Regions from separate parts of the Homo sapiens genome. Here region 1 is linked to region 2. Evidence: read pairs that join two places in POLR2A ChIA-PET (ENCODE). Cell type or tissue: OCI-LY7. All regions are shown on one strand. Region 1 overlaps LOC105370485 (a long non-coding RNA gene). Region 2 overlaps POLE2 (DNA polymerase epsilon 2, accessory subunit).

Region 1 (2,500 bases), 290 kb after region 2:
AGACATTACCAGTTGCTACCCAATGTCCATTCTTTCCTTGTTCCTTACAGAGAGGCAACCCCAAGCAGTGACTGCTTCTAGCTCAAAGTTCAGGCTCTCTGGTGATTTCTGCGGCTGCTACTGCAGCTGTGGACAGCCATGTGATCTGATTCTGGCCAGTGAGACCTGAGTGGAAGTCTTCTGCAGATTTCTGGAAAAGTATTTCTTCTGGGATATGGGCACTGCCCCTTCTTCCTTGTTCCTTCCTTCTCCCTTTCTGGAATGTGGGTGTGAGGCTTGTGGCAGAGTAGCCATGCTGTGACCTTGAGGAAGCTATGAGGAGGAAATCCACATTCTGAGGGTGGAGGAGCAGGAAGGTGGAAGGAACCTGGGATATTGCTGACATTGTAAAGCCACTATTCCTCCCTGGAAGGCCTACCTTCAAGACTTGTTATGTGAAAGAAATAAGCCATTGTTTGGTTAACCTGGTGAGGCTGGGTTTCTGTTGCAGACAACTGAATGCAATCCCTAAGTGATACAGGGAAACTGAGCTGAAAGAGTTTAAGGGACTTGCTTGCATTTCCATATAAAGCGATGTCTCAAAGCTGGGTAAGACATGATTCCTACGCTTAAGGTGTTTACAGCCTAGTTTGGGAGTCCACTGCATAAAGAAACAATTATAATATAACATATTTAGTATAATGGTGGTGATTTGCATAGGGTATCATGGGTGCCTAGTAGAAAAAAAAAAGGAAACAAGACAAGAGCAGAATAAAAGTTAGCCAGGCAAAGAAGAGAGGTCAAAAAAAGAGATTATAGCTTGAAATAAAGGATGGAAGTGAGAAACAGCATGGCATACACAGAGGGCCACAAGCTGGTCTGAGTTGCTGGAGCATAAATTATAAAGTAGGCATTGGTGAGAAACACAGCTGGAGAGTTGTTTCATTTAATTATTGCTGAATAATAAGCCACTTCCAAAACTTAGTGGCTTAGAACTATATTTTACCATTTCTCATAGTTCTGTAATCTGAGCTGAACTCAGCTGAGTGGTTCTTCTGTTCATGGAGTATCTGTTGGGGTTGGAATACCCAAGAAAACTTCTTCATTCCCATGTTTGATGCCTCCAGCTGGGATAACTGAAATAGCTGGCTGGCTGGCATCTCTCTCTCTCTGTCTCTTTTCATATAGCCTCTACATATGAATAGCTTGGGCTTCTTCATAGCATGGTGATCTCAGGGTAGTTGGACTTCTTACATGGTAGATGGCTCCAATTAAAAGGAAGAGGAAGTTACCAGTGCATTTAAGGTCTGGGCTCAGAGCTATCAGAACAGCACTTCCACTGCACTCTGTTGATCAAAGCAAGTCACAAAGCCTGCCCTGAGTCAAGGGAGAGGAAATGGCTTCTATTTCTCTAAAGGAGGAACAATATGCACACATAGGGAGAGATGAATCAACAGTGGCCATCTTTGGAGACTATCTACTGCAGATTTTATAAGGGCGCAGATGAAGGACGCTCTTTTCTGCTTCAGGTAGGTTGACATGAACACCAGACCTAGGGCATTTACCTTGCTTCATATGTCGAATCTGAAAGGAGAAGTCCTCTCAGGCTGCCCTGACTCATCAGAGTAAAACAGAGTAGTGTGATTAGGCAGAGGTAGGGCTGCGGTGTGGCTTCTCTGCTGAACCCCCTCCAGTTTTCATATGGCATGGACTGGACTCAGAGGCTCCCATATGTCATGAGAGATGGTTGAGATAAGAGTTAGAGAGGCTACCTGGGGCCCTCAGTGGTGAAGGGAAGGCAAGCCCATAGTAAAGAATGGGCGGACCTCTCAGGCCAGATGCTGGATGGGAGATTGGCAGAAACCCTTCAGAGCCAGGGCCAAGGGAAGCTGAGCTATGGCTGAGTCTACCTGGGGAGATCACTGAACCCTGGCAAAGCTGAGAGATCAGACAAGAAGTTCCCAGCCACCCTGCAGCAGAGATTAGTGAGGATCTAGAGAACATAGTAAGGACTCCAGTGCCTCATGGCGGACTCCAGTGCACTGGCGGACTCCGGTGCTGCCTTTTGTCTCCCATAAGGTGACAAAAGACAATACCCATCCTAATGAAGGAATTACCCTGCCAACATCTTGGAGCACAGCAAGAGGAAGATGCAATGCCTTGAGAGACTGGGAATGCACCTGAAGTGATGGCTGCTTTTACTCTCTTCATAGCATTTCGTGGACTGCAGGAAAATTTATGCAGCAAGAGAGGCTCATAAGGAAGAATAGATACATTATAATGAAATAAAGAAGCCATGTTACATACAATTACAAAGAAAGAATAGGAGTAATGACAAATTCAGGACTGCAGTTACCTCTATGGGAGAGGAGGGGGTGGGGGAGTCCACAGGGAGCTTCAACTGTCTTGCTAAGGCTTTATTTATAAAGTTAGGGAATGGGTACATGTGTGTTGTTATATTCTGTATGCCTTTTTGTGAGTTTTAAGTAGTTCATAATGTAACTTTTTAAAAGGCTACACT
Region 2 (2,500 bases):
CTTTTCTTGAAATCCACTTATTCTTTTTTTTTTTTTTTTTTGAGACGGAATCTCACTCTGTCACCCAGTCTGGAGTGCAGTGGCATAATCTCAGCTCACTGCAACCTCTGCCTCCCGGGTTCAAGCGATTCTCCTGCCTCAGCCTCCCAAGGAGCTGGGATTACAGGCGCCTGCCACCATGCCTGGCTAATTTTTGTATATTTAGTAGAGACAGGGTTTGCCATGTTGTCCAGGCTGACCTTGAACTCCTGAACTCAGGCGTTCCCACCAGCCTCGGCCTCCCAAAGTGCTGGGATTACAGGTGTTAGCCACCATGCCTGGCCCCACTTATTCTTATCACAAGCGTTATATAATTTTGTATCAATGTCTATTTTCACCAGGTACAATGGCTCACGCCTGTAATCCCAGCACTTTGGGAGGCCGAGGTGGGCGATCACCTGAAGTTGGCGGTTCGAGACCAGCCTGGCCAACATGGTGAAACCTCGTCTCCACTAAAAATACAAAAATTAGCCAGGCATGGTGGCGCACACCTGTAATCCCAGCTACTCGGGAGGCTGAGGCAGGAGAATCATTTGAACCCAGGAGGCAGAGGATGCAGTGAGCCGAAATAGCACCACTGCATTCCAGCCTGGGCGACAGTGCAAGACTCCTTCTCAGGGAAAAAAAAAAAAAAAAAAAAAAAAAAGTCTATTTTCTACAGTTTGCTTTCAGTAAAATGCCTTCCAACTCTGTTTAGTGTATTCATTATCAGTGCATTAGTAGAATTGCTTTTTATTGAAAAGTTACTGTCTCTGCCCTTTAACTTAGACTTACAAAATTAAGTTAAAATGACTAGCCATTCTATTAAAAAAAAAAAATCCCTGAAGAAATCAAGAAGAGATGTCAGCTCTGTTTACTTTACTCTTCTTTTTTTCCTCCCAAACATTTAGGAGTTAATGACTTAAATAAGACATGGTAATAGCCACTAGGAGAGACAAAGTGACCATAAAGGACCAGATCAAAATCAGAAGCCAAGTGCAGGAAACATGGTGGTGACACCTCCACTGGGGGAAAGGAACTATAAAAGGGCCCTTGGGGATCATCCTGAGGTTCCAACTAAACTAAGGGTTTGGATGTCATCAACAGTTAAAATAAAAAAGGCCGGGTGTGGTGGCTCCCGCCTGTAATCCTAGCACTTTGGGAGGCCGAGGCAGGTGGACTGCGTGAGCCCAGGAGTTTGAGACCAGGCTGAGCAACACAGTGAAACCCCATCTCTACTAAAATACAAAAAATTAGCCTGACATGGAGGTGTGTGCCTGTAATCCCACCTACTCGTGAGGCTGAGACAAGAAAATTGCTTGAACCCGGGAGGTGGGGGTTGCAGTGAGCCAAGATAGCGCCATTGCACTCCAGCCTGGGCAACAGAGCGAGACTCCATCCCAAAAAAGAAAGAAAAAAAAATTAAAATAAACTAAAGGTATTACCCCTTGGGAAGAAATGCTACCATGCATACATCTTATAACACTGGGACATCTTAATAGTGAAGCCTCAACTTCAATTTAAATCTATACATCTAACTGAAGATGCAGAACTATATTAACAATTTAGGAGTTATCAGAAAATATTACTTACAGGGTTGCTTCTCAACTGCATTAATTATCTTTTCCAGTTTATCTTCAAGCTCTAATTCACTGATAGACTGAAGAGCTTCTGTGAGGTACTTAATAGCTTCACTAAGAAAAGGAAAGGAAAAATGAGGCAGGTCATTAGTAATTAAAGGCTAAAAGTTTTCTGCCAAAAAGCAGCAAATACTCATCAATCTGGCACTGAAAGGAAGAACCACTAACTGCTCTCTTCAAGTAGCACTTTATCTTTCCTGTGCTTTCTGAACAAAATCATCCTCCTATGCCTTGCTAACATAAAGCCTCAAATCACATCCTTCCTCTAAGAAGGCTTCCTAGACCAGCTCTACCTGCTGCAATCTCCCCTTTCTTCTGAAATTGTTAAAAATCACATTTACATATACCTTAGATCTGATATATTACATTAGCCTTTTATTACTTACTACCCTACATTTAAGGCAAGAGTCCATCTGTTTCAATGTCAAGCACCATATCCTGAACATAAGACACTCATATATTTAATTTGATAATGCACTTGTTCAAAGTAAATTCCAATAATCACTGTTTTCAATTGTAAAATAAGAAAAAAAATAGGCTTGGCTGTGCGCGGTGGCTCACGCCTGTAATCCCAGCATTTTGGGAGGCCGAGGCGGGCGGATCATGAGGTCAGGAGATCAAGACCATTCTGGCTAACACACGATGAAACCCCGTCTCTACTAAAAACACAAAAAATTTAGCCGGGCATGGTGGCGGGCGCCTGTAGTCCCAGATACTCGGGAGACTGAGGCAGGAGAATGGCGTGAACCCGGGAGGCAGAGCTTGCAGTAAGCCGAGATCGCGCCACTGCACTCCAGCCTGGGCGAGAGAGCGAGACTCCGTCTCAAAAAAAAAAAAGGCTT

What was found. Peaks named below come from ENCODE experiments on the same cell type or tissue, not always from the same donor. Only the 100,000 strongest peaks of a DNase experiment are listed, where the experiment ranks them.
Region 1: POLR2A ChIA-PET joins it to region 2 with 7 read pairs; 2 of 35 experiments call an interaction of 5 or more read pairs at or near these places.

Annotation. Positions count from the first base shown.
Region 1 is chr14:49,975,888-49,978,387 of GRCh38, forward strand. All of the region lies in intron 1 of LOC105370485 (a long non-coding RNA gene), which reads left to right. Among named protein-coding and RNA genes, the nearest start is that of MIR6076, 11 kb to the left of the region's middle. RefSeq lists a silencer at 1-218 and enhancers at 1,707-1,836, 1,857-1,906. In OCI-LY7, no CTCF peak of the experiment used is centred here; DNase peaks (open chromatin) are centred at 864, 1,324 and 1,854; H3K4me3 peaks cover 2,385 bases; H3K27ac peaks cover 2,500 bases.
Region 2 is chr14:49,681,982-49,684,481 of GRCh38, forward strand. POLE2 (DNA polymerase epsilon 2, accessory subunit) reads right to left here. Exons shown (of 19, transcript NM_002692.4): 2 at 1,612-1,712. Among named protein-coding and RNA genes, the nearest start is that of POLE2, 5.0 kb to the right of the region's middle. In OCI-LY7, no CTCF peak of the experiment used is centred here; no DNase peak of the experiment used is centred here.